Linked DNA regions of Homo sapiens: region 1 is linked to region 2. A link is an interaction called in ENCODE POLR2A ChIA-PET data of the cell type or tissue named here. Cell type or tissue: A673. All regions are shown on one strand. Links, peaks and the distances in the headings refer to the core of each region. The heading gives the core; the rest is flanking DNA. Region 1 has its middle 940 kb from the start of MIR592. Region 2 overlaps GRM8 (glutamate metabotropic receptor 8).

Region 1 (4,407 bases), core at 208-4,207, 670 kb before region 2:
TCCAGGCAGAAGTTTGCTGCAGGGGTGGGGCTCTCGTGGTGAACCTCTGCTAGGGCAGTGCAGAAGGGAAATGTGGGATTGGCGTCCCCACACAGAGTCCCTACTGGGGCACTGCCTAGTGGAGCTGTGGGATGAAGACCACCATCCTCCGGACCCCAGAAGGGTAGATCCACTAACAGCTTGCACCATGTGCCTGGAAAAGCCACAGACACTAAACACCAGCCCATGAAAACAACCAGGTGGGAGGCTATAACCTGCAGAGCCATAGGCGCAGAGCTGCCAAAGACTATGGGAGCCCGCCTCTTGCATCAGTGTGACCTGGATGTGAGACATGAAGTCAAAGGAGATCATTTTGGAGTTTTAAGATTTGACTACCCTGCTGGATTTCAAACTCGCATGGGGCCTGTAGCCCCTTTGTGTTGGACAATTTCTCCCATTTGGAATGCCTGTATTTACACAATGCTTGTACCCCCATTATATCTAGGAAGTAACTAACTTGCTTTTGGTTTTACAGTCTTATAGGCAGAAGAAACTTGCCTTGTCTCAGATGAGACTTTGGACTGTGGACTTTTGAATTAATGCTGAAATGAGTTAAGACTTTGGGGGACTGTTGGGAAGCCATGATTGGTTTTGAAATGTGAGAACATGAGATTTGGAAGGTGCCAGGGGTGGAATAATATGGTTTGGTTGTGTCCCCCAACCAAATCTCATCTTGAATTCCCATGTGTTGTGGGAGGGATCTGGTGGGAGGTAATTGAGTCTTGGGGGAAGGTCTTTCCCATGCTGTTCTCATGATAGTGAATAAGTGTCACAAGATCTGATGGTTTTAAGAAGGGGAGTTTCTCTGTACAAGCTTTTTTCCACCTGCTTCCATCCATGTAAGACATGATTTGTTCCTCCTTGCCTTCTGCTATGATTGTGAGGATACCCCAGTTACATGGAACTGTAAGTCCAATTAAACCTCTTTATTGTCTAAATTGCCCAGTCTCAGGTGTGTCTTTATCACAGCATGAAAACTGACTAATGCAATCACCCCAATTTCCCAAAGCCATATAAGTAAGATCACAAAATTCTGAGAACTACTATATTATTTTTATGTGGCTGCTGTAATAAAATATCAAAACCTTGGTGGCTTAAAACAACAGAAATTTATTCTCTCACAGGTTTGGAGACAAAAAGTCTGAATCAAGTTATCACTAGACTGAAATCAAGGTGTCAGCAAAGCCATGCTCTCTTTGGAGGGTCTAGAGAGAATGCATCCCTTACCCTTTCCAGCATCTGGTAACTTAGCTGCTGGCATTCCTTGGCTCATAGCTGTATCACCTCAGTTTATGCTGCCATCTTCATATGTCTTCACATCTTCTCCTCTTATGTCTATGTGAACACTTCTTTGGCCTCTCTCTTATAAAGATACCTGTGATGATATTTAGGACCAATAATGATAATCCCAAACAGCATTTCCATCATTAGATTTTTAATGTAATCATCTTTGCAAAAATCCTTTTTCCAAATAAGGTAACATTTAAAGGTTCCAGGGATAGGAGAGCATATCTTCCATGGGTTGTTATTCAACCTACCATGACTACAGAATTTGGAAAGAAGAAAAGTTATTTATTTTATTTCAGAAAAGGACAAGAAATAACTGTCAGGCAGAAACAGATGAAAAGTGGAAGGTAAACAAGTCTAAGAGAATTGAAATTGAATGACTATATATTGGATTGAGGGACTATCCCACAGCCCACAAGTCTCAGTATTGTTATACCTCTCTGAACAAGATAGAGTAAATCCTTATGCACAGGTCATTTAAAAAATGCCTCAGAGCAGAGAGCAGGAGCAGTGCTTATAAGTTCACATTCCAAGTTTCTAAGCTCTTTCCACCTGCCACCCTGCCTCCTGCAACGTAATTTTATCAAGATATGGAACAATGTAAAGGGCACAAAGTTGTTAGCTCTCCATCTATCTCAGATGAGAAAACAAACTCTTCTAAATACACAGAAAAAAAATCCAAAACTCACCACATATGATAGGATTTAAACAAATGGCCTAAACATTAACAAGTTAAAACCAAGTAGCATTATGAAGGAAAGAAGGAAAAAAGGAAGGAAGGAAGGAAGGGAGGGAGGAAGGAAGGAAGGAAGGAAGGAAGGAAGGAAGGAAGGAAGGAAGGAAGGGAGGGAAGATAAATTTTACATGTCAGTGGGCTTAAAAGTGTTATTAAAAGATGAAGCTACACACATTGGGTCAAAAAATTAAATCCAAACACATGCTGTTTATAACACTAATCTAAAGAAACCTAAAGAAAGTGACACAAAATTAAAGTTTAATAAATAGTCCAAATACATAATAAATATACAATAACTAGCAATCAATTTATATGTCAGAAATACACAATTAGAAAATATAGTGAGAATAAACCATTCCTGTTAGCAATATACATTATAAAATGACTAGAAAAAAGTTTAATAAAAACTGTGTGGAAGAATATTTGAAATGTGTACATAAAGTAACATTGAAAAATACTGAAAGCATTTAACAGCAGCTAGTACCAAAGTTAATCACTGATCTTGACTGAGGATGGTATCATAAGATATTTTTTAATCTCTTTCTTTCTACTGTGAAAATTCTGTTTCAGTTGTAATGATAGATAAACCTCCAGCTGGATAGAGTGGAATTACTACAAGATTATAGGTAAACTCAAGGAGAGGGTCTAATTTAAAAACTGCATAAATTGAACAGTGGAAAAGATGATATTTATCTAAAACCAAATTGTAAAGTATTGTTTTGTTAATTGTAAGAAAAATAATTATAAGGTAGATTAGTTTATTACACATAAATTGAGTTCAGTCCAATTACTTTTTCCTTTGATAAGTTTACAATCTCATAAATGAAGAAAATGGTGTAGGCAACATATCTGAATTTCAGCAAGGCATTAAAAAGACTCATGGTTGAATAATAATGAACACAATGGATAATTGTTAAGCAGATTGGCATGTACGTGTATAGATCCTAATATCTGAATGATCTAACTGAAAGAAATTATTTTTATTGTTTAATATTAAATTGCAGTTAGATCTCTTAGGGAAAGATAAAGAAGTCTATTCTTTTCATTTTTTTGTTCAAAATTTTGGTATTCCACACAAATAAAAACTGAGGCTGTCTTTTAAGTATATACTAGGAATACTACCTTTTAATTGTCATTAAATATAATATTTGATCAAATAGAATCTTTTATGAAAAAATTACTTTGAAATTCCAATGTAATGTACAGTATAGTATTTTGTGTTTAAGCCAACATTTTGTTGGGAAAATGGGAGACAGGTAAGTCTGAATTACCCAAAGAGCCAAATGTAAGAATAAGTCTCTGTTGGGTTTCTCCAGTCTTTCAAGAGGTGTGTAGCTATCTAATTTACTATAATAGGTAGTATAGCATGGCTATAAGAAAAGACATGTAATTGTGGAGAAGAAAGATCTTAGAGGGATGACAGACAGGCACTACCAACAAGCTTCACCAGTACCATTCTTTGCCTTCTGGTAATTTGACTACCATTAATTAAAAGGCATTGGCTAAGGTTCAGATCATTTGGACCAGGCAACTTCTAGAATCAAATAATATTTGCAAATATATGTGTTTGAATAACATTTACCATACAAATGTTCACAATATAATAATTTTGATATGATATTTACAATACTATATTCACAATAAAATATTTTCAATTTTTATAATCGACAAAAGTTTTATCACCAGGACATATAGGGCTTACATATCAATGGCAAGCAAAAAACAATCGAAATATTTGGCATAGTATTTAAAAAGACACTTAACAAAAGAAGTTATAGAATGAATATGAGCATATCAATCAATATTCGCATCATTACTCACCAAAGAATTGCACACTGAAATCTCAATGAAAGACCTCATTGGAAAAATTAAGTAGCCTGATAATACTAAGATGAAGATGTGAAGCAAGAACTTTTTACGTTTCAGGTAAGAATGTAAAATAACATAACCGTTTTGGAAGGGCTGTATTTCTTTATATAATTAAACATACACTTACCATATGACCCAGCCATTCTACTCCTAGATATCAGCCAAAGGAAATGAAAAAATGTGAACACAATCTTGTATGTGAATGTTCATAGTAAATATTAATATATCCATAATAGCCCAAACTAGGAACAACCTACATGAAGAGCAACAAGTGAATGGACAATCAGAAACATTGAGATTTATGTAATGGGATATTACTCAGAAATAAAATGAAGTAAATGGCTGATACCAGCAACCACATGGAGTTACCTCAAAAACATCATGCTGAGCAAAGAAAGACAATACAAAAGAGTATATGCTGTATGATTTCATTTCTATAAAGCTAAAGAAGGAAATTATAATCTAAAGTATCAGAA
Region 2 (4,407 bases), core at 149-4,148:
ACCTCTATATTATCAAGGAAGAGAAAGGAGAAATAGAGCAAATAGCAAAGACCATATCAAACATATCACAAATGACTATAGACAGGAAAGCAAGATGGTTTTTCTTAGCATAGACTTAATTTGTCTACAGTATGATACATAACATGCAATAAGATAATCACTATAAACATCTTATGTATATTACACTTATTTTGCATTTCCTGCTTGCCAGAAGCCATACTGAAATCCAAGATACACTAATAATGTTCAAAAGACTAACCAAAAAAAAACACACAATGAAGCACAATACAGAGTAATTACTATTCTGTGGAAAGAACAACAAAGGCATTTTTTTTTCCTGTAGCTGTAATCAGTTTATAATTATGGCCCAGCAAACAAGGCAACACATAAAGAAACAGTAAGAAACTCCTCCTCAGCTTCCATGTTATAAATTTATGGTATCTTAAAGCTTTTTATCTTTGCTGCCCCGACAGACGACAGGGACTCCACAATTCTTAGGTGACTGTTGCCTTCATCAGTACCAGCATCCATAGGTACAGGTTAATGTTCCACAGCCGCTAATTTATTTTTTTAAATGTTAAAACCCCATAGAGCATGACAAATAACACAGGTTTAAAATATAAACATCTAAAACTCAGCAACAGGAGAAAGTAGCTTCTTATTTGCCAGTGACAAATAACAAGCCTGCAGAAATACGAAAAATGCTCTCCAAAAAATATATGGATATTATCTGATAATGGTGACTTGGTAAAAATTATTTCATTCTAGTAAAATAGAAAGTGCAAGTTGCTTTTTGCTACTCCATCCATTTATGTTTTCCATTAAGTTCCTTTCTATAGAAGGTTTGCTATATAAGTTATGTCGTATATTCTCAGGTATAGATATATCTGGAAAAGGAGAACAACAAAGACTCTCTTAATTTTTTCAGAGTTGAATCCCTAAACTGTTTTCCAACTGGCATGTTGTACTATGAAATCCAACTATTTTATTTGCTTAATTCCAGAACTGGTCTCTATGTGAGAACACATTCTCTCTCTCTTTTTTTTTTTTGGACAGAGTTTCGCTCTTGTCGCCCAGGCTGGAGTGCAATGGCACAATCTCGGCTCACTGCAACCTCTGCCCCACAGGTTCAAATGATTCTCCTGCCTCAGCCTCCTGAGGAGCTGGGATTACAGGCGTGCACCACAATGCTCAGCTAATTTTTGTATTTTTAGTAGAAACAGGGTTTCACCATGTTGCCCAGGCTGGTCTCAAAGTTCTGGGCTCAAGTGGTCCACCCGCCTCAGCCTCCCGAAGTGCTGGAATTACAGGCATGAGCCACCACAAGTGGCCAAGAACACATTCTTAATGACATTGTTAAAGATATTCTGCTTTTTAAAAAATGCATAATACTAGCATAAGTTTGTATTGCAATTTTCTGTCATTTGATAAATATAGAGATAACTCTACTGCCCAAGAAGTTTACCTTCATGTAGCTTCATAAAGATGCAATAGATAATACACCCATCCACACCAACATTTTAAATTAAATGTCAGGAATTTTGTTTTGTATTTGTAATTATTCATGTCACTGCATTAGCCATTGTATTAGCATTTTATTTAAAAGTTTACTTTTTTTCATTAAGGATTATGATTGTAAGTCCTAGAGGTGAATCCGCTTTGTTTTCTTACGGTCGTGCCAAGGCAGTCAGAGGGTGAAGAAGTTTTTGCCAAGTCAGAGACCAGCCCTGGAGCCAGGGCTGCACTTATGATAGCAGGAACATATGATAAAATCAATCCAGAGTCCAAACAAGTGAAGGTGAATGAGGAAGGGCAGCAGCGATGCTCCGTAAAGTGTGGATGCAGACAGTAATGCCTGGTGACTGGGTCGGTGAGAATCCAGGGCTCTGGGTAGGATGACTTGGCATGAATGTCAGAAGGTGCCAACTGCTCTACTAGACTGAAGAATGGGAGTCAGATGTCTTTCCTGCGGGGCAGTTGGTAGGAAATTTCAGATCCTCATTAACTCTTTGATACCACCAGGGGGCCATTTGATAAATGACAGTGCCAGTGTTCTAAATGGAGTCTAAGCATCTGTTGGAATAAATGTACATCCTAAAGTGCCTAGCTTATGAATAGAGTGTCACTCCCACCCAGACAATGTGCAATAATGACTTGTACATCTCATACATGCAGTTATTACACCAGGGAGAGAGACAGGGACCTATTCAGGCATAGCACACAGTTCTTAAGAATATTACATTACTACATTTTTTTAAAAAACACTTAATTTGAGATGTCATGCTTAGATAATTGATATATCTTCTCTTGCTACTAGCATTCTTTGCCTTTATTTTGTGACTTGCTTTCACAACACAGACCTTCTTTCAGAGTTACTATAATCTTTCTACCTTCTGCACTATTTTCATATTTTAAATGCAAAGCATTGTCTACATTGTCTTATATGAGGCAGCTTTCCCAGACTGGATTTTCTGTAAAGTCCTGCTGTAACCAGGTAGGCTGCCAACTTGAGGTAGTGACTCACACTCTGGGTTCTGCACACATTCAACCACAGAGTAGAGAAGGAGGCATTCTCTCTTTCCCTTGCTTAGGAAATCTGAAGGGGAAACTGACTTGTAATGTCTATTGCAAGTGCAACAGGACTGTGTTCAAAAGCATAGGCCTTAAATGATCTTTCAAAGTAATTTGCTCATAGTCATTATTTTGTTGCCATCAGGTGAAGAAATAGCTCTTGGTCACAGCTTGTGGGTAAAAGAACCATAGAGGTGGTTAACTGGATTCCATTTTTTAAAAATGCAACCCTAAAACAGATAAACATCAATTTTAATCAGGCTATTAATCTCTATACTGAAACTGGACATGTACTTGCAGTGAAACAGGTTTCTCGGAAAGATGGAGAAATGGAGACAGATACACCAAACAGGCACACCTGAGCACTCTGTGTTCCTCAGTGAGAACGTGGGCTTACTGATGCTGAGTTTGCTTCTGAAATCAGGAGTGCCTGGTATTTGGAAACATCCTTTCAATGGAAGGTCACAGATTATAAGTGATATGGTTTCAGAGTGGTGATTTTAAATGCTTGTGGTACATGCAAAATGCTGCTGTTATCCCAGTACCTGGAGAGCAAGGCCCATGGTCCCAGGATGCCCCTCAGCAAAAAATGCTAGAAGAGGTCAGCAAGAGGATCTGAGCTTGCTCCAGTCCTGGGTGGCCTCTCCATATCTGGTCACTCTTTGTATTCTTGATGGATATTTAAAAGAACATCACGGTGAATGCTTGTGCTCTCTTTTAACCAATAGCTATTGCTCCTGGAAACCTAAAGTAATCAAAGCAGTATTTAAACCAAAAGTTAGCAATGTGTGGTCTCTGTACTAGCAACAGCAGCATCACCTTGTCAGGAAACTTATTAGAAAAGTAAATTCTCCAGTCTCTCCCCAGCCCTGCTTAAGTAGAACCTCTTGGCTAGGGCCCAACAGTCTATACTCTTAACAAAGTGATTCTGATTTCTCCTAAAGTTTGAGGGCCCACTGGCTTAAACTGTAAGCAATTAGGTACTGTTACTCTAAATTACTCTCAGCTTTAATCATGAATTAATCTGAACTTGGTTGTCTCCCCTGACTTCACTACCACAGCCCTGCAATTCAAGCAGTTTCAATCTGCAACACATCTACAGTTCCAGAAAATAAAGCCATTGTTTTTCCAATGAAAGAGAAAAAGGCCTCTGTGTAGGTTACGGGGTGCTTTTTTTCCATCCCAGGCATGAATAGTGTATTCACTTTGTCGAAGCTGTTTCTGTGACTATGGGAAACAGAAGTAGCTGCACTTTCTAACAGTTTTGAACACTTGCAAACCATCAGTATGGTGACTGGCCACAGCAGGATCCCATTTCTTCTTTGGCTCCTTCTGCACTGCCCCTCGGCTACAAAAGATACATGTTCCTTCAACATTCTTTCATTTTCTCCTTCTCTACTGAAGTCCACTGTAAAGATTGTACATCAGATTCTTCCCTGCAATACAACTTAAACTGCAGAACACTCTTTTATGTTTGTGCTAAGCCCCTGTACCTTCTTTTCCCTGCCAGAAACAGAAAAGAGTTGGAAGAATGTGTTGAACATGATCATGCTGCTTGAAGATTTTTCATGAGTTTTCCTATCAGCTTGTTTACAAATCTTTACTTCATTATGTGTCTTCTTTTTCTACTTGTGATAAAGTCTCCTCTTTTTCTACCTCCTTTCTGATCAATACTTTAAAAAAATTAAGTAATCATTGCCGTGTGAACCAATATCTACCAATTGCATTTTATTGTTTTGCTTAGTTCGGTTTGCTGTAATAAGAGAAGGTTATGATAGAGTGGAAAGGGCACTGCGGTCAGAAGGTCCACATTTAAGGAAAAATTCCAGCACTTCC

What was found. Peaks named below come from ENCODE experiments on the same cell type or tissue, not always from the same donor. Only the 100,000 strongest peaks of a DNase experiment are listed, where the experiment ranks them.
Region 1: POLR2A ChIA-PET joins it to region 2 with 12 read pairs; 1 of 35 experiments calls an interaction of 5 or more read pairs at or near these places.

Annotation. Positions count from the first base shown.
Region 1 is chr7:126,118,203-126,122,609 of GRCh38, forward strand. No RefSeq gene overlaps it. Among named protein-coding and RNA genes, the nearest start is that of MIR592, 940 kb to the right of the region's middle. In A673, for the core only: no CTCF peak of the experiment used is centred there; a DNase peak (open chromatin) is centred at 1,979; H3K27ac peaks cover 3,850 bases.
Region 2 is chr7:126,788,976-126,793,382 of GRCh38, forward strand. All of the region lies in intron 6 of GRM8 (glutamate metabotropic receptor 8), which reads right to left. Among named protein-coding and RNA genes, the nearest start is that of MIR592, 270 kb to the right of the region's middle. In A673, for the core only: a CTCF peak has its summit at 2,027 (motif pointing right); a DNase peak (open chromatin) is centred at 2,026.